Linked DNA regions of Homo sapiens: region 2 is linked to region 1. A link is an interaction called in ENCODE POLR2A ChIA-PET data of the cell type or tissue named here. Cell type or tissue: PC-3. All regions are shown on one strand. Links, peaks and the distances in the headings refer to the core of each region. The heading gives the core; the rest is flanking DNA.

What was found. Peaks named below come from ENCODE experiments on the same cell type or tissue, not always from the same donor. Only the 100,000 strongest peaks of a DNase experiment are listed, where the experiment ranks them.
Region 2: POLR2A ChIA-PET joins it to region 1 with 17 read pairs; 1 of 35 experiments calls an interaction of 5 or more read pairs at or near these places.

What each region holds. Positions count from the first base shown.
Region 1 is chr2:160,215,120-160,230,859 of GRCh38, reverse strand. No RefSeq gene overlaps it. Among named protein-coding and RNA genes, the nearest start is that of ITGB6, 23 kb to the right of the region's middle. RefSeq lists enhancers at 233-402, 3,070-3,605, 6,732-6,901. In PC-3, for the core only: no CTCF peak of the experiment used is centred there; DNase peaks (open chromatin) are centred at 6,619, 7,739 and 8,929; H3K4me3 peaks cover 1,120 bases; H3K27ac peaks cover 3,764 bases.
Region 2 is chr2:162,025,747-162,030,746 of GRCh38, reverse strand. All of the region lies in intron 10 of DPP4 (dipeptidyl peptidase 4), which reads left to right. Among named protein-coding and RNA genes, the nearest start is that of DPP4, 46 kb to the left of the region's middle. RefSeq lists an enhancer at 3,812-3,981. In PC-3, for the core only: no CTCF peak of the experiment used is centred there; DNase peaks (open chromatin) are centred at 1,346 and 2,806; H3K4me3 peaks cover 351 bases; H3K27ac peaks cover 3,910 bases.

The DNA of each region.
Region 1 (15,740 bases), core at 4,345-9,344:
TATAAACTGTAAATAACTATACAAGTTTAACAAAAGGAAAAATAGCTTTATTTTATTGAATTGCCAAGTTCTGTGCTAGGCACTTTGCACATGTTATCTGTCTTCATCTTTATAATACCTTTATCAAATCATACTATTATCCAGGCTTTAAAGAAGAAGAAACAGCCTTCTAGAAATTCAGCATCTTGTACAAAGTCAACAGGTAGTGAGTGGCAGAGCCAATCACAGCTTTGAAAATAGGGTATTTGATATTCATGGCACCACCCTAGTTAGAGAGAGATGGAGAAAAAGAGAGAGAATATAAATCTTACACTTCATTTTCTGAGACATTTGGGTAAATGTTTTAAAGATGAAGAAACTGGGAGCCAGGAGCAGTGGCTCACACCTGTAATCCCAGCACTTTAGGAGGCCGAGGCAGGCAGGTCATTTGAGGTCAGGAGTTGGAGACCAGCCTGGCCAACATGGTAAAACCCTGTCTCTACTAAAAAAATACAAAAAAATTAGCTAGGCATGGTGGCGTGAGCCTATAATCCCAGCTACTCAGGATGAGGTTACAGTGAGCCGAGATCACACCACTGTACTCCAGCCTGAGCAACCGAGCAAGACTGCATCGCAAAATTAAAAAAAAAAAAAGTGAAAAAGAAAAAAGAAACTGGGGCTTTATAATTATATCTAGGATCACACATGTGGCAAATTAACAGCCCAGGTAAATTAAGAATTGGACAATCTCTAGGGTTCTCATTCTGGATTTAAACCCATTGAACCACTGAGCTGAATAAATCTCTTGATTATTGAGATTATTTTTTAATCCCCCCAAAGAAGAGTTAATCCCTCTGAAATCAAACCTCTTCAGTGGAGGAAATTAATATATAGGACTGGCAGGTAAATACATTACCATTTGGTGACTTTGCCTCTCCTTTGCTCAAATAACTACAATCTGTATGTCCATCTTAATTCCTCTTCCTACTTCCTGAAGAGTGAGTTACTGCTTCTTTAATGAGTTGATTTTTCATCAATTTTTCTAGCTCCAGCCTGACTCATGCAAATAGATAAGAAAGATTATTTGTGACTAAGCTCCTCCACAATTGCATATACACACAGTGCCAGCCAAGCCATTATTGTCTCAGAAAGGATGTTATTTCTGTCCCAGCAAATGACACTATTTGTGTTAGTCTACTTTTTTTTTAACAATGTCCCCACAAAACCATCCCACCAAGTGGGTCCCTTTTGCTATGTGCACGCTTGAATCCTTCCCAGGTGGTACCTTTGTGTGTGCTATTCCTCCTGCCTGAAGAAACTTGTCCCTTAGTCTCTCCCACCCAAATCTTGCCTGTCCTTCAAGGACCATTTAGCTGAGGTCAGAGACCTGACTATTTCAGGCAGAAAACAGTCTTTGACCTTCAAGCACATATTGGCCATACCTCTCATTTGAAATCATCTCACATTTCACTTTGTGCTGCCATTGAACTAGTTCATCTGTGTTGTCTACCCAACTAGATAAAGGTTCCTTGAAGATGAGGCCCTTATATCCACAGTGTTTTACATGTCAGCAGTACTTAAAATATTTTATTGATAAAATGTATGAATACTTATTCCATATAGTAGGACTGGATATAAAATGGGTGTGTAATATCTGTTGAATTAAATAAATTTCAGATTTTCAAAGTCATATAGAGTAGTTCTTCTTGGGTAATAAATCCCTGTCATGATTTCAAGGTTCTTAATTGTCTTATTCTCCTTTCCTCTGTCACATCTCTATAGACCATGAATGTGAATCACTAAATCTTGCTGGATTTCAAGTTTTCACCTCTGTTTAAGAGTACTTTGATAATGCAGCTCCCCATTTATATTATGCATTATTAATATACTTCAGGAAAAGGCTGGATTATCCTGCAAAGTATGTAATCAGAGTAATATGAAAAGCAACAAAATTGATAAAGATATTGAAAAACTTTGTTCCTGGTGAAATTGAAAAACTAATTGAAAACTATGACTCAGCTGTCTGCATTTTTTCCTGATTTAGCAAAGCAGCACAAAATGTACAGCAGCCATGGATAAACTCTTAATGCCCTTCAAGGTAATGAGTAACTACGTGTGACTAAGATGGAATTAGGAGAAAGTCTCAGACATTGAAAAAACACAGTTCCCATGTCTGGTTAGTTCTGAATACTCCCAGTTCTGGGAAAGATTATCATATCATATGCTTGAGTGACATCGGCATTCTTATTTGTCAACGAGAACCTGGAAGGAACAGTTATTGTCTTTAATTTAAAAGTAACTACAGTGATAAAATTCAGGGATCTGTAAATTCCTTGGGCTCCCAGAGGATCTTCCTCTCATACATTCACCCTTTCTCAGGTCTTTTCATATTTTCATCAAGTTCTGTTTGTGAAGTCAGCAAACACCGGGACAGTGAATGTTGGCAAAGCAGAACATTCCTTTGGGGTCTGGGTTTTCAGGTCCTTAAAGAATAGATTGAGCAGGCAGTTTTCATGAAAATAGTGCTCAGGCTTACCTTTAAGTAAAACAAATTAAATTCCAGTGTGAAGACTGTTATCAGAAATCCCCAAGCCCAACCCAGCTCCTGAACTCTCTGTACCGCTGCCATGGATATTTCAGACAGTAAACAGAACTTTTAGCCACTTTAATTCACTATACCTGCCTTGGGCTATTTTAAAGTTATTTGACTTCTAGCCTGTGGAATTGGCTATGGTTTGCTTTCAAAAGCTGCTTTTTAAGTATCCGAAACCAACTGATTGCTCTAGCAGATTCTCTCCAATCTTCCTGCAGTACCCACACATGTCAGAGAGAAAAAGAGAGGTGCCAGTGCCCCTTCCCCCTCCTGTAGGATAAGCCACTCTCCTAACACTTTGGTCACCACCCTGATGCAGGCCACCTGCATCCCAATCTGGTAAGAGGCTTCTGGTTTCCATAGTTGTCGCCCAGGAAGCTTGGAGCCTCCTCTTTCCTCGATCTCTACATCCAATCAATCAACGAGTCCAGTCAGCTCTACCTCCAAAGACCCCAAATCTGTCTATGCTCTCCAAGTTGGATCTGGTCACCCTGGCCCCATCACCATCCTGCCAGATCAGACTCCTGCCTGGTCTTCCTGCTGCCTCTCTTGAGCCACTTCAACCCCTTCCTCCCACAGCAGCCTAAGTTCTCTTTTTTGAACATAAACCAGATTATGTTACTCCCCTGTTTCAAATTCTAATTGCTTCCCATTATGTAAAAAGCAGAAAAAGCCTCCCCTTTTCCTGGACTCCATCATCAGAGCTCACCAAGCTCACCCCTGCTCCTTGCCCAAGCTGCTATTCTGCCTGGAGTCCTCTTTCCTCTGACCTTTGCTTGGATGACTTCTCCTGCAATCTGATCTCGACTTGTCACTGCCTCGGGGAGGCCTGACCTGGTTTCCTGCTCTAACAGAACCACGTAGTCACCCTCCATCACATTACTCTAAGTCAATTCTCTGAAGAGCATTAGTCACAGTCTGATATTTTCTTATTTATTGTTTTTAACTAGTTTATTTAGCATTCATCTTTCCCCATTAGGATCTCTTTCTTTTTCATCCCTATATCTCCCATGTCTAGAATAGAAACTGTCACATAATAGATGTTTAATAAATATTTTAAATGGATTACTAGAAAAATAATAAATGTCATGGCCACTAGTCATTCAGTATTGGTACCTACTGAGCATTGACGCATGCAAGGTTTTAACCTTATACTACACTGACATGGCCATTTGCAATTTAGGTATAACTTTCACCGCATTATCTCATTTTATCCTTTTAGGAAACAGGGTGGGGAAATTAAGGAAAGGAATTAAGGACCTTGCTGTCAAGAAACTGTAAGCTGTTTTCCATCTAAAGCCAGAAAAAGGAATATGCATGTTAGAAGCTCAGTGCTTTTCTTGCAACAGGGCCAGTTGAAACCAAACCCATCCATAGTCTCCAAGTATTTATTTGCACAGTTGATCTGCATCCTCTTGATTTTTAGCTGGAGCAGCAAGGAGGAGTTTAATGAACAGTAGATGGGCACTAAGGGAGAATTGGGGGAGTTGCAGGACGAAGGAGGGAGGCCCAGTAGGGTGTGAGCCCCTAAGGAGGGCAAAGCCAGAGCCAGAAACTGAGGAGCTGTCAGCACAGAAAATTTTAGATCCTCAGGTGCAAGCAGAGCAGCTTTGAGACTCAAACTATAAGGAAATTTCACAGGGTAGGGTGAGGGTCTTTTCCCCAGTTCTGCGAGGAATGCGGCAGGACCACAGCACAAGAAGGAATGCAGGGAACACAGCTCTGTGGCGCTTTGCAGGTGGGGCAGAGGCCAAGGGCTAGCTTCGTGACCCTGGAAGACAAGCCCTGAATGAAAGAAGCCTCACAGGAAAGAGTTTCATGAGAGATGTTGCAGTGCTCTCTTTTGAGCTGTGCCATAGTCGCAGCCCACTGAACAACATCCCTGAGGTCCCCAGGGAGTTCTGCATAGCTTGGGCACCTGAAAGCTCATGGGTGCCCCAGCCAGCAGCTCAGCCACCTGTGCCAGGTGGGCTGAGCCAGAGACTTGGCCCTGAGCAGGGGAATTGAGACACAGGATACCGAAAGAGGGGCAGTTTCAAATGGTTGACAAGCCACGAACATCCAAGAGCTGCAAACTTATTCTCTGCCTACTTGATACATTCTGTGGACTCCCCCAAAAGAAGCAGACAAACTTTGAGAAAGGGGAGGTGTGAAGGTCAGGAGTCACACAGGTGGAGCAAGTAGCTAGCTAACTCTCAGTGAAAGTGGCATCTAATTGGCTCCCGCAGGCTGGTGAGGCCTGGGGACATTTGGTTACATACCTGCCAAGGAGGCTCAGAAAACAGGTTCAGACCTACCCAGTTGGGAGGCAATTAGGAACCAATGCCAAGAGGGAGCCAAAGGCAATGGTGAGCAGAACAATAGCCCTGTTGTGGCACCCAGCCCTCCACAGGCTGCCAGACGCAGCTCCAAGCCCACTGGCTGCTCTGCGTCTGCACTCAGATAGGCATAATTAATTAATAGGAGCTCGCTGTAATCACTTCTGCCCTAGGGCAGCACTCTGCAAAAGTTTACAAAATATGGAAAAGAGTTTCCTTCATTGCAATGACACTGTAAATTCCCACAGAAATGAGCCCCAAATTGTCAAAAGATCTATGGCAAAGGATTTCACTGAGATTGGATCCACAAAGTTATCTATTTAGGAGTTAAATATAGACATATGTAACTTGTCTTTCATGTTGCCAGCAAGGACATTTAAGTTTTGTTTATCAGAAGGCAGAGAGTTTAGTCTATCTATTCTTATATCCTGAACAACCTAGCTGGGATCTTGCACACAGTAGGCACTCAGCATCTGCTGCCTGAAAGAATCAAATTCCAAAAAGAAATGAGCTTTCTTTCTGACTCGGGAGCTCATTTCTAGAGGCAAAACCATGGAGCTTGGTGTGAAAGAGATACATTTCTAATGACACAGAGAGAATCAAGTTCCTTTCACAGTAACCCTCCCTGGAAAAATAAAACAATTCTACTGAAATAAGAGTTGAATCCAAGTAAAATAAGAAGATAATGAAACAATTCTATCTTTTGGTATGGTCTAGTTGCCCTCACTCTGGAAAAGATTCACACATTTGGTTTATTGGAAACCTCTGTGTGTGATGTGTATGTATGGTTTGTGGGGTGTGTGCACATGTGTGTTTGTGTGCTGTGTCACCAGAATGGCAGAAAGCATGAGTCTATGACCATTGAGCCCTGAGAATGCCACTGCTAAGCAATTGGAATAAAAGTTCATCAGTGGGCAGGATGAAGACTTAAAAGCTAACTTGAGAGCAAGCAATGGGCTATTAGCCATCGTGGAGTAGCCCAGGAATCTCTGAATAGGTCTAAAAGAGAGCCCTAGGTTAGTGTTGGAAGAGGTGAGTGGGAGGGTGGGTCTTTGTGATAAAAGATGATGACAGTGTTCACTGGGTTGGCAGATGTATGCTGCAATGAAATGAGGGGCTCACATCTGCATCTCGTTTACCTTTCCACAGACAGCCTTCCCTGGGACTGCTCAACAGACTAGCTGGGCACACTAGTCCAAGTAGAATCCAGGCAGTATCACTACCAGCTCTGGAAAGTGTGCTTATCTCAAAGCTTGACTTCATCAAATGAATACCAGGGACTGTCAGGCAAACTCAGATGGTTTGGGGATTGTAGTACCTTGGGGTGTACTGTAATTGTTACTATTGTATCACTACAGCGGCTATTACCAGGAAGGCAATGTATCTTTCAGGAAATGTATCAGTCCTTAAGTGGTAGCGAGACCTTTTAGAGAATTCAGGCTGCCCAAGACCCTGACTTCAAATTCACAGAATATGTGGCTCCTATGCAACTGGATTTCCTAGAACACCACAAATCTCAAATATCCTGCACCCTTGTCCTGTGAGTACTCCATGGATAGCCCCTGCCAGGGCTTAGTGCTTGCTTTTGGTTGAGAATATGTAATAACCGCCCTAGTTTAATAGCAAAACTGAGATTCTTTGCATCAGTTGTTGCTTCTGAAATGATGATGACTCATCTGTCTCTTCTAACTTCAGAGCTGAAGGTGAGTCATCAGGGAAAGAAGAGGTGGCTGTACAGACCCTGAGGACTCGGGTTTAGGAATTAAAGAGCCACGTCAGACATGACAGGAACAAGCCAGAAGTCCTTAACCACCATCCCTGAGCTGAGCCCTGTGAAGGGCTAGTTTTAATTTCATCTAGTTTTTCTCTCACCACTTTCATTTTTACTTATTACTACCTATTGAGCCAGAAGTGGAATGGCCAAAACATTTCGAGTGAGGCTGATTTTTCAGGGTATTTACAGTCAGCCTGGAAGCAGCAGGAAGTAGAATTTATAGATTTGCATTACTAGGCAGGCAATTTCCCAAACCTCAAGATTTGAACTTGTTTTTAATTAAATAGATGTATAGGCCTCGATGGGACTAGGTCTCTGAATCCCAGGAGGATCTCCCTATAGATTGAGATAAGATCCTTAAGCCAAAGTCATTTGCATGCCTGAGAGATCACCAGCAGTTGGGTGCTCCAATCACTAAGAAAGATGATTGCAGAGTGAAGTCAATCCCTGGGAGATCAGAAAGGTCTTGGCAGGTATGGAGGGTGTTGTCACACCTAGTACTAGGCTTGAAGGAAAAGGTTCTTGCAGCATGACGAGTTTTTTCAGCCATGGAGAGGGAGCATCCATTGGTGATTAAAAGCAGGGCTCCAGGTTGGGTTCAAATCCCAACTTCCATTCCACTCTGGCTAACCTTCGGTAAATTTCTTAAATCCTTTAAACAAAGCTTTCCTGCTTTTATGATGGGGATAATAATAGCACCGCCATAAAAGACTGCCGTGAACAAACCTGCAATGGCTGCTGATTTAAAAGCCTTTATCTGCACGCATCAAACCACGTTACTCCCTTGCTCAAAACCCTCTCATTTCATCAAGAGGAAAACCTCAGTGCTGTCTGGGACCTTCAAGGTTCTGGTTTCCTACTATTTCGCTGGCCTCCTCTGCATCCCTGTCCCATACTCACTGCCCCACCATCACTGGATGGCCTGCAGTTCTTGACACACAGAACAGCCTGATGTGCAACCACCTGGTTCCTCCTCCTGAAATGCACGCCTACCCCATGTTGGGCTACTTTGTTAGTCACTTTCTATGAGAGGCCCACCCTGACCACACTAGATGACAGAGCAAACTCCACCTTCCCCAACACTCTCTAAATATTTGCTGAATGTAAAGCAGCAGGATCCCAGCTTCCCCCACAGGCCCCCAGCTCTTGCTAGGTGGCTGTCTCCAATGTCCTTGAGGCTCGTAGATATGCCCACAAAAAAACAGGGCGTTACCACAATCTCCAGGTAGCATGTCATTCTGAGTTCCCACGGCTCCGTGTTTCTCACTCATAAGCCATTGCCCATCCTTAGGTAGTGAGGGTTCCTGCCAAGGGTACAGTTCCTGCCTGTCCCCAAGGCCTGCAGTTCTCCAGTGCCACAAAAGTACTGGATGCTGGGCAGAGGAGAGAAGAGCCCCTTTGCCAGCAACCTGCCCCTGGGCCCTGAGGCAGTTCACTACTGAGACTCAATGAAGAGTTTTTTATCTGCTTTGGCCATCGGCCCCATGACCACTAGGCTAGAGAGTGGAAGGTATGCCAGCTTTTCCATCTTCCCTACTTTTCTCCTCGGCAGCTTCTTCCCCAATTCCCCTCTCCAGAAGGGGACAAGAACTTTTATGTATGTATTATGTACAAATACCAACAGATACACAGAAATCAACAGCAAGGGTATGTGGGTGAGGAAGGGGGATGGTCCTAGTAGACTACTAGTGCCCCTTTGGTGCCTTTATGCAAATTAGGCAAAGGCACCCCTTCCTCAAGACACTTTACCTTCATCTCCTAGGAAACTATCGTAATAAGTGGACAAATCTACAATGTCGAATGTCGACAACACAAATTCTGTTTCCCCAAGTGCCCTGCTATGCAAGACATCTGAATTGAGCTGGTACCTTCCTGCCAGTGGCACACTGTAAGCAGTCAGTACACTTTGACTTGTTCAATTTATAAAGATTTTCAACATCAGGAGCACGGAGAACAATCCGGCCCTTCTCACAATTCTGAGTTGTTTGTAGATAACTGATTCTCCAGCCTCTCTCTCTAAATCTATGAAGTCAGGCACAAGGGCACTGTGAGTGTCATGAGGGTCCTGCCTGCCTCCCAGGCCACCCTCAACCACCTTCCAGGTGTCAGCTGGATCATCCCTGGCCCAGAGCCAGGGGGAGTAGGCAGGAGGATCATGAGGTGAGGGCAGGCCAGGTTAGGCCTGGTGCTGACTGAGCCTGGCTTTTTCCTCCACCAGGCTCTGCTGAGGAGTGTGCAGGGAAGGGTTAGGTCACGCTGCCTGGAATCCTGGGAGGGAGCCGGGCTGAGGCTCACCCTTCACCCACATTCCACCAGGGCAGCCTCACCCACAGCACAGGCCACCACATCAGATCAGCAGGAGACTCCCAGGCCTGGAAATTGGTGGCGGAGGGGAGGGAATGTTTGCATTGTTCTGTTTGTTTGGCTCGAAGAGGAACACTCCAGCTTGGGGCTAAGCAAAAACACATTAAACTGGGATGGCTTTATCCATAGAGGACTAAGATTTAAAGTGTCTGCTTCCTTCCTGAACAGAGAAGCCAAACACCGAGGAGTTCCCAGCAGGCCCCACTGCCTGTCCGCTCCAGCCAGCCTGGTTCCCTCCCCGGGCTGCTCGCTGTCCACACGCTGGTGCCCCACTTTTCTTCCAAAGCTGCCAGGGGAAGCTGAGCAGAGAGAGCTCTCAGTCAAGGGCTGCAAAGGAGGTCCTGGGGTGCCAAGTCCTAAACTCATGACACCATGGATGTGGGCACCAGCAGCAGCCAGCCATCTCTCTGATTCCGACAGGGCTGCAATGATGCCATCTATAGCATGCACCCCCTGGGCCTTCCACCCTGCACTCAGAGGGTGGGGGAAAGAGCAGGGCCTGCTCCAGAGCGGTCGCCCAGTGATGGCAGACACCAGACACAAAAAGTGAGCAAGATCGTGAGACCCCAAAGGAAGCAGGGATGGGAGCAATTACGACCAGGGCTCTGGAGTTAAAAGAAAGATCTGAATTCTGACTGGAATCACTTATTAGCAGTATGACAGTGGGCATAATACTAAGCATTGGCTACATTATTTATACAAGGGAAAAAGTAACATTTACCTCAGAGCACCAGTCAGGGTCGCAGCAGGAGAGAGAAACAGCGCGTTATTTCAACAGAAAGAATTAAACATAAAGAATCACTGAGTGGGTAGAAAGTTGTTAACTAGGCAACTGGAAGGGTAAAACGCTGAATCTGAGATATCACTGAGGTGGGAACTGCAGGAAGTAGCTGCCACCCTGAGGGCTGGAGAACAAAGGCAAGGAAGCTGGAATTACTAAAACTGAGAAACTTAGAGGAGGCTTCCTGCAGGGCTGACACCCAGACCTCTGAGGACGCACATTGCTGGGCTTGTACAGGGTTGCTGAGTGGGCATGATGAGACTGGTTCCGTGACGGTTGAAAAACCAGCAAACTAGATTCCACTATTGCTACTGGAATGAACCCACTGCCAGGGCAAGGAGGCATTGCTGGGGAGACATTGCTAAAACAGGAAACAAACAAGAAGGAACAGGTCCTCCCTCCTCAAGACTCACAGTCCTCTGTTGCCCCTATGTGCAGAGCCTAACATGAAGCAGCTGGCAGCATAAGTATCAGTGTGACTTGCAGAGTCTCAGCTTCCACATCACAAAGCGGAGTATGGAGGGCTGGGTCTTGAGCTCAAAGACATTAACTTAACAAATGAACCATTCTCAGGTGGGATTAAATGTATAGAAAATGCTTAGCACAGCACCAGGTACATAGTAGCATAGTAGATGCTAAATAACTATTATTATTATCATCAGTGTTATTTTGATAGATAAGCGGCCTTGGCTGTTAGATGGAAGATAAGACAGGCTCTGTGATAAGCTATGAGTAGAGACTAATTTCTGGATTTCAGTTCTGGAAGTTTCATTGAGAATATGAGATTCTATGTGTAATATAAAGGGCAAATGTGATATCGAATAGTAGTAAGTCTGTAAGTGAGTCATGCAACTTTGATCTCAGTGATGCCCCTCCCTCTCCATTCCTGTGCCCTGCTCTAGCTCACACATACTTCACCCCTTGCCCAGAGTCATTAATACCCTCTACCCATTTCCAGTCCATCAAAATCCCTGCCCTAGTTCCACATTCACTCCTACTACACAGCTCTCATCTCATTAGACTCCCACCACCTACAGATGAAAAGCCAAATTCTTAGGACTGACATTTCATATGCCCAGCAATCCCATTTGGAAGCCTGGAGATGGTACTTTCCATTGGCTCTAGCCCCCTCCTCCTCATACCAGGATCAAATGAGAGATGAGGAGTGGGAAGAAAGTCAGGGGAGGCCTGACCTCCAAGGGCTCTCCCTTTGGATGTCCTAATATCAGCTCTACCTCAGGCTGTCAACAACAGGATTCATGATCCCTTTGCTTCCCACCCACCTCCAAACCTTTAATAGGACCCTCATCAATGAGGAGGTAATGTTCTAACGCCTTGAACCCAAGAGATGCTGCTCAGCTCTTCCTCATTGCATTAGCGACTTTCTTCTCTCTCTTTTTTTTTCTTTTTAGTGGTGTCTTTTTTTACAGTCATCATCTACATCCATCAGCTAAGGCTAAAATAAGCTGCAGTAACAATTCCAAAATCTCAGTGGGTTATGATGCCAGTGTTTATGTCTTACAAATATGTGTTAGCTGTGGGTCAGCTGCAGCTCTACCCCACACCCTTTCACTTCAGTACCTAAGCTGAAGGAGCAGCTCCTATCAGTGACATTACTAGTTTCGTGGCAGAAGAAAAAGAGAAGATGGTGAGACCTTGAAGTGGCTCTTCAAGCTTCTGCTTGGAGGTAGCATGTATCACATCCACTCATATCTTATTGGCTAAAGAAAGCCACATGACTTCTGAGTTCAAGAGGATGATAGGCACGATACTCTTTATAATAGGGGCATTGCAAGTCACATGGCCAAGCCTGAAATCAGGGAGTATGAATGCATAATAATCTCCTAGAGAGATTAAATTAATATTTATTTTATTTTAAGTTCCAGGATACATGTGCAGAATGTGCAGATTTGTTACATAGGTAAATGTGAGCCATAGTGGCTTGCTGCACCTATCAACCCATCACCTGGGTATTAAGCCCAGCATACATTAGCATAAATGAATATTTTGATCAGTAAAACAATCGACTATACCAGCAGTCCCCAAACTTTTTGGCACCAGGGACCAGTTTCATGGAAGACAATTTTTCATGGACTGGGGGCTGTGGGGTGGGGATGGTTTTGAGATGATTCAAGCATATTACATTTCTCATAAAGAGAGTGCAACCTAGATCCCTCACATGCACAGTTCACAATAGGGTTTACGCTCCTATGAGAATCTAATGCCGTCACTGATCTGACAGGAGGCGGAGCTCAGCTTCACTAGCTTGCTGGATGCTCACCTCCTGCTCTGCAGCCTGGTTGCTAACAGGCCACAGACTGGTACGGGTCTGCAGCCCAGGGGTTGGGGACCCCTGTACCATATTATCCTAGTCAAGGATACCATTACCTCATTCCTGGATCCCAGGGTGTGAAGAAGCTAATCTAATCTGGATCCTACAGAAGTATTTCCACAGATCCTTTTGGTTGTCCCTGCCTCTAGCATCTCCATTTTATATAGACAGCAGAGTAGCTGCCACAATATACTTCCCCAAATGCTATTATCACCCTGTTACTCCCTTGTTCAGAACCTTCAGCAGCTCTCTATTGCCAATCAGTTCAAATCTAAATTCTAAGGCCTAGGGCTTGAGGTTTACATCAACTGGTCCTCCCTTTCCTGTCCCATTGCATCTTAGCCCAACTCCCCACATCTAGCCAGGGGTCTGATGGTTTTTTCACAGCTACTCCAAGATTTTGCCTGGATGTTAATCTTCCTTTGTCTGTGCTTCTTTTGGTCCTGCCCACCACCCACTCTCTCTTTTCCAACCAGTTTGTGTTCTTCAATTTCTTCAAGAGTTGTCTTAAATCATATCTTCCTAAAAATTTCCTGGAATAACTGTCTTCTCTTTACACTCCTCAAAATTCAGAATTACATATCTCTACTCTTGTTTTTATTTTCTGTTTCTAGAATCATTGTGTGGAAAAAGATCTTGGGATTCTCTATTCCACACTCACCACCTCCCTCCAATTTGAAATGAGGAAAGTAAGACCTAGAAAAAGAAGGAGCAGGAAAGTCACTCATTTGTTGAGAGGCTAAGTTGAGATGAGTCTTAGGTCTTCCTGCTCCTTATTAGTATTCTTCCCCTACACCAATTTGCCTCTTTTAATTTATATCAATTTCTCCAATTAGATGATATATTACTTTGGGGTAGAGATGCCTAATAATATTTTATACAAGACCTTTGACTTATATTATCTCTAATTATAACAACAACCTTGCAAGGTGGCAATTATTATCATTTTACCAATAAGAAGGCTAAGGGTTAGATAAGGCGAGTAACAGGCCCAAGATCAAATAATCAATAAATGACAAAGCCAGGGTTTATTGAATACCTACTGTGTGTTTGAAATTGTGTTAGTTCTCAATTCAAAGAAATTAAAATAGGGCTGGGCATGGTGGCTTACACCTGTAATCTCAGCACTTTGGGAGGTTGAGGTGGGCAGACCATTTAAGCCCAAGAGTTCAAGACCAGGCTGGTCAACAGGCAGAGACCCCATCTCTACCAATGTTTTTTTTAAGTAGCTGGGCATGGTGGCACGCACCTGTAGTACCAGCTGCTTGGGAGGCTAAGGTGGGAAAATCACTTCAGCCTGGTGTGGTGAACTATGATCACACCACCACAATCCAGCCTGGGCAACAGAGCAAGAGCCTGTCTTGAGAAACAAACAAACAAACAAACAAACAAAAACCAGAAATTAAAATACAATTTAGTTAAAGAACATATGTCACAGCTTCAACATAGTTCATAAAAAGTCCCAACTGAATAACATATTCAGGACTCTGGAAATTCACATAGGACAGGCATTTTAACCAAAGATACTTGAAGAGATATTAGACATGATCTTGGCAGTTAAGGATGTTAAGGATAAGTATAATCTAACCAGATGTGGTGGGTTGGAGCATGTATTTCTATGCTGGTAAAAAATGGGTTGTTTGGGAAATGGGAAAAGAATCTATTTTTCAGGAGGTATTGCTTTCACAGGAGAGTGAGTCATGCACGTTATGGAAGTCATGCAAAGTTATGGAAGGCTTTGAATGTCAGGTTAAGTTATTTGGATTTTGTTCTGTAGGTTATGGAAACTCATCAAAGACAGTTGACCTATAAAAAGAGTGTTTTGGCCAGTTGCATAACATGTGAGTGGAGGGAAAGGGCTGGGAGATGTCCGACCACTTAAAGGCTAAAGTGGGTTGAAGACCACTTCATCGCCTACCTATGAGCTAAGAAGCTTGGTATGGAGCTGAGCAGGTTTTAGGGGGTGATGGAAATAATTTTTTGGGTACAAAAATTATGACTACCATTTAGGGAGGTGGAGGTTGGAAGAGTGAATTTTTTAAATTGCTTGTCAAAAGCAGACAGGCTGTTTTCTGAAGCATGTGTGGAAGTTAAGGGTATAAAAGTTTGCTCTAAGGGGACATGGAATAAGGGAATAAAGAGTCTGTTCCAGAGAGTTAAAAGCTTTTACACCCCCAATTCCATCCCACCCTTTACTTGGGCTTCAGGGGTGTGTTTCTATAGGTTTTTAAAATTGTACCCTTCTCTTCCGTTCAGTGGGCATCCACGAGGCTAAGTGTGTGCTGCTTTCAACCTAATGACTTCCAAGTTCATGACATCTCTTCTTGCAAATAGTATTCACACACCTTTATCTTTCCCATCCAATTACTTGAAATAATCACATCAACCAAATGTATTTAATTTAACACAATATTCAATTTATTGCCTGAACAAAGATGGCACTGCTCACCAAATGGAAGTGTGGGCCACCCAGAGAGGACTATATACAATAGCTAATATTTAAGATGTTCATTCATGGACTGACACATGGAAATGCAAATGTGGCTCACCACAGGTCATTTAGTGGTGGGCTAGCCTAGGTCATTCAGTACTAAAACTGTAGTACCTGGGCTACAGTTACTAGATCAAGGGCTGGGTCTGAGTCTAGAGGTCAAGGTGTTATATCTACAATAAAAGTAAAAAAGTATGGGCTGAAGAAAAGTTGAATTTAAGATAAATGCATAAATCAATGCATTAATTAGGTACATAAAAATTGTTTAAACTTTTCTTTACGATGTTTTAATTTTCAACCTTCCAGTCATTGACAGGACTCATTTCTGTACTCTCTCAAAACCCAGGGTCTCTCTTAACTTTGTAGTTAAGAAAAATCTGGAAGTATCAGCCTAACTAATATCAAGGGAAGTAAAAGTTGATCAAGTAATTCCCAAGTACTATACCCTACTCTGGAAACCCAGGTTATGTTTGTTACTTTCCACAGGGAAAACCTGTACATTTAGTTGGGTGATCCAGGAACAGTTATGTGACCTGAAACTGTATAGCACATGTCTCAATATTATTTCAGAGATAAAAGGAGGAAGAGCTTTTCAGCAGGATTTGGAGGGTCTAAAAATAGGGTCCTTGGCTTACATGACTAGTGTCCTTTCCTTACTTAAGGGTTCGGAACTTGTTCTGTGTGCCATATGCTTTTCTGGCAGTCTAATGCAGGCTATGAATCCCTTTTCAGAAAAAAATAATGTTTTAAAATTCCTAAAATAAACTACATACAATTAGAAAGAAAGCCAATTAGACTGAAACATGGTTATCAAATTATTGAAAAACAAATTTACATTATAGTAACACATGTACCTCTTTATTAACACTTTAAATAAAAAGGTCACTGGCAGAGCTAATGAACACTGTGATTTTGACACAGTGCTAAGCGTTGACAACATTTTGAGATATCTGCAACAACTGTAAAGTGATGTGAAAAATATGTGTAATTCCTGTTGGTGAGAGTTCCAAGTACTGCTAATATTACAGTGGTTTGTTGTCTACATTTGTAACGGAAGAAAATGTTTAATTTCACTCTGGGCTTACTGCAAATGAAGATGCAATTTTTT
Region 2 (5,000 bases), core at 1-5,000, 1.8 Mb before region 1:
AAGGTTGCGGTTAAAATATAGCTCTGGTCTCTGTTAACACTGGTAAGGTTGCGGTTTTTCTAGAACTAGACTCTAGATGCTCTCTGGGAAAAATGCTCTAGTACATGATGATACACCGTTTTCTGGCCTCATGCAAAGATCCAGCAGGGCCAAGCAAAACCAGGTGAGTTACGCCTCTTAGTAACCTGCTCAGCCTGTTACCTGGTGATTTACTAGTTCCTGGAGTGGGAAGCCTGGCCAGGATCAGTGCCTCTCCTTCCTCTGCCCATGTTACCCTCATTAGTTTTCCTGTTAGGCCATATCCCTTCACCACAGAGCCTGCAGCAAGTGAAATCCACAGGAGGATGAGGCTGGTTTGTGACTTTGTTAGGAATTAGCAGAAATGGGTGGAAGCCCTGCTTCTCTGATAAGTGAGAAGGGCAGCCAGGCTGCGTTTCCAACAACTAAGGCCTGAACTTGAACCAGGGTGAGTCTCCCTGCTGCCTGCATTGATTTAGTGCTAAAGTTGATTAGATTTGTTATGATGCTATTTTGTGTTCGTTGTTCATAATGAGAACTGGAAAGCTCAAAAATTTGAAGGAAAACAGCACATAATGTAAAATCATAAATCTCCTAACTTTTATCTAGAGCAGTACATTCATTGTTGACTGAAGTAAGACAGGTTCTACGCAGTAGAGGCCAATCCTGCAATCGTATCTCCAGTGTGTAGTAGGGTGCCTGCGACATAGCATATGCCCAACCAATATTTGTAGAATAAACTAATAGATAAGCAGAGGATGGATGGATGGGTGGATGGATGAATGGATGAGTAAGTTATCTAGATGGCTTTGTGTGTATAGAATAGTGGTTCACGCTGCCAGCACTATGGATAGACTTCAAAATGACCTTGCATAGAAATCCCTCCTTTTATCTCCTCTCTGCCAAAAATTCTGTGGCCTGAATCTAGGGGATTGGAAAGGGCATGTTCTACTGTAGTAACCCCACCCAACATCTGTTGAATGGCTCTGGGGCTCATCACACCCAGCTCATGACATACCCCATCCCTGCTCTCTCTGCTCCTGGATGACACAATAGATATAAAGTCTTGCTGTGTCTTCTCTGAACTGTTACGACCCCTGGCCTATAAAGCTGCAACATCAAAGCCTCAGATTGTCACACAGGATATAAATAAACTGGAAGCTAGTGACATCTGCACATTAGGACCTGCATGCTACGACTGTGCGGGTGTACGGGTGCTGCAGCCCTCAGATCTGCTTCATCTCATCCCACCCATTCCTCTCCTGAGGGATTTGTCAGCGAACCTGGGAGGGTTGGCATCCCCATCAGAGCAGAGGGTGGCATGGAGCCTGAGGCCAGCACTGGCAGTATGCCCGCTTCCTCGGGTGATTCACTGAATTAATCATTCCACGGTTGCAGTTGCTCTTTGTAGCATTTTTCCCTCCAATATGATTTCCAGTTGATGATAAATACCTTATTTTAAGTATCCTTAATGTACCAAAAGAAACATTTACACAAATTAAGGGAATTAATATTACCCAACAAACATTTATTAAATGCTTACTGTTTGCAAGGCATTATGCTGGGACAGGTGGTCACTTTACAAGGGGATTCTCTGTTGTGTGATTTTCAACAAGTCTCTCTCAGTGCATTCACATATAATTTGCCTTATAAAATTAATTTAGTTTACACACAAGCTCTCTAGGAATAGATTTCTTTAAGTGAGGAACTTTATGCTGAAAAGAAACAAGAAGGTGAAGCTAGCTAGCAACATTTTCCAAATGGATGGGTGGAGGTTTCATAGAGGGAGCGAGTATGAACTGGGAATCTGAAGCCAACAGCTTGAATTGAATCCCGGCTCCAACACTTCCCAGTTGGGCGATAGTGGGCAAGTTACTTAAATCCTCTGCTGTTAAGTTTCTTTGTCTGCAGAGCATGATCTGCAGTACTCACCTCATAGGGTGGTCATGAGCTTATGTCAAGCACTTAGAATAGTTCCTGGCACATAGTAGACTCCACATGGGTGTGAACTTATTATTTTACATCCAGAAATTACTCCGTCATTTTAGTATTAAAATCAACCATATTCCCGTTGGACTAATCCAGCTGCAGAAGGTAGAAGAGCTTGCTGGCTCATATGTCTAACCTGGGTAAGTTGTCCAGGCTCTCAGGAAGGCCTGGACTGCAGGGGTGGTCCCTCTTCTACCCCACCAAAACCATTACATAAGAAAGCTACTCAGTATTGGCCTGTTTTTGCAGAATAAAAGCAGCATGCAGTATGCAAAGCATAGATGATAATCCTGCTGGTTGGATTTTTCTGGTTTTAAGTGGGACTTAAACTTTTCAGTAAAAAGTACAATTGAGCCATTGGCTTTATTTATTTATTTTGAGATGGGGTCTTACTCTGTCACCCAGGCTGGAGTGCAATGGCATGATCTCGGCTCAATGCAACCTCTGTCTGCCCGGTTCAATTAGTTCTCCTGCCTCAGCCTCCCGAGTAGCTGGGATTACAGATGCGCCCCACCATGCCTGACTAATTTTTGTATTTTTAGTAGACACAGGGTATCACCATGCTGGCCAAGCTGGTCTCGAACTCCTGGCCTCAAATGATCCACCTGTGTTGGCCTCCCAAAATGCTGCTATTACAGGCATGAGTCACTGCACCTGGCAGTTTTTTGTTTTTTTTTTTTTTAAATGATTCTTTGACATCTCAGACTGGCATAATCTTGGCTCAAGGCTGCCACTGAAGGGAAGTATGTTTATAAGAAAATTCAAAAATTCCTGTCTGCGCCACGGGTGAACTGCCTTGCTGAGCATGCACAGGGTGCAGAGTACACCTGGGGTCATGGAGAGTAACCCAGGCCATGCAGAGTCCAGGACCATAAACCTTTGATCTGAAAATGGGCAGGGAAGATGACTGATGCACGTGAGTTTCCTGGCTGACTTCCCAAATTCCATTACTCAATGTTTTCAAATGGGGAAAGGTTGCTTTTATATTGCTGATTTCTGAACCTGATGTTTAATTTATGACTGTTAATAGATAAAGCTATTTAGTACTGGGTGATCCACTAATTATTGTCAAAAAGTTGTTCCCCCCATCACATACCCCTTCGCTCTACCAGAGCACTTTTAAAAAGAAGAATATTGCTGGAGCCCAAATTCCTAATCTATGCCCATGGAATTTTCAGATGTTGTATGTATGTCAGTGGAGAGGCTTTTCCCACCTAGAGAGAGGTACATCAGTTTCATCAGATTGTCCAAATGGTTTTTGGCCTGAAAAAATAGTAACCACTGATACAGGACAGGGGTTAACACACTAGGGTTTATGGGCCAAATGCAGTCCACTGCCCATTTCTGTGTGGTCCACAAGTAAGAATGGTTTTTACTTTTTTTTTTTTTTTGAGACCGAGTCTCACTCTCACCCAGGCTAGAGTGCAGCGGCTTGATCTTGGCTCATCACAACCTCCGTCTCCCGGGTTCAAGCAATTCTCCTGCCTCAGCCTCCTGAGTAGCTGGGATTACAGGTGTGTGCCACCACACCTGGCTAATTTTTGCATTTTTAGTAGAGTCAGGGTTTTGCCATGTTGGTCAGGCTGGTCTTGAACTCCTGACCTCAGGTGATCTGCCCAGGTTTTACATTTTTAAGTGGTTGGGAACAAAAATCAAAAGAGTAATAATATTTCATTATACATGAAAGTTTAATGAAATTCAAATTTTAGCTTTTCAGTGGAATATTAAATGAACTCATTCATTTAATTATGGTCTCTGGCTACATTTGTGCTACAAAGGCAGAGTGGAGTAGTGACAGAGATGTGGACCACAATGCTTAAAATACTTAACTCTCTGACCCTTAATTGAAAAAGTTTTCCAACGTCTGGTCTAAAAAACTAATTTCAGAAAGCTTCATTTTTCTGTTGTGCTTTTCATACTTCCATTCTCTTTGCACAGATTTATTGCCTTTCTTGGGTAAAGTGTATTCACCTTTCCAGGTTCTCATTTAGCTCCCCTGCATTGGGCAGATGCAGAAGCGTCAGACTGGATGAGATGTCTCTGTTTCCCGGCATGGAAAGTGGCAGTTGCACTCTCAGCCCCTGCAGCCTGGCGGTTTGTGATGAGTGCAATGAGACCTGGCAGAGTGGTGTGGGAGAAGGAGGTTTCCAAGAAGACATCGTGGATGAGGGGACATTTAGGCCAAGACCTAAGGAAGTTAGAGCTTGGCAGCCACTTCAGGCTAAAGAGCAAGACTGAACAAAGAGGGGGCAACTGGGGAAACTCATGGTGTGTTCCTGAGAATACCAGCCACCCAGACTAGGTAGTATATAGTTTCTTCAGAAGCAAGTAAAAGGACTGAAGTGAAAAGGGACCCCAATTTACAGAAATGCAGTGCTCTGCGGCTGAGTGAAGGGGTTCGGTCCTGTTTCAGTACCTGCGCCTTACAGCAGGGTAGCATGGAAGCCCGGTATCACCAGGCACATTCGCACATTAAGTGTTCCCAGCTGTAAAATGGGGATGATGAAGCTGTGAGGGGCTTAAAGGGCTTTATCCAGCACCTAATCCATCCCGAGTGCCCAGTAAATGTCTGTTGTGTGATTAGGTGTCTGCGAAGGGAGTGGAGATGGAAATTGATCTATGAATTCTGAAGAAGGACAAAGCTATGGTCCTTCAGTATGACAATATGACAGGTCCCACAGGTGAGGAGAGGGCTTTGCTTTCTTCTGTGCTGCATTCCACGGACATATAATTAGTGCCTGTGTTGAGTCAGGCATTCTGCTAGGCCCTGGGGACACCCTGTAAAAGAGCTTGCAGTCAAGCAAGGAGAGGGGCAGGTCCAGCCTGTGAAGGAGAGGGCAAGTGGATTGTGTGAGAGCATTTGGGATGGGGAGGAGATACAGCCACCAGACCAGGCGGGAAGAGGGAGATGAACACACTCATTTGGAACTCTCTGACAAAAAAGAGCAAGGCTGCAATCAGACACTCGAGAGCAGGGATTTGTGAATAGTAAT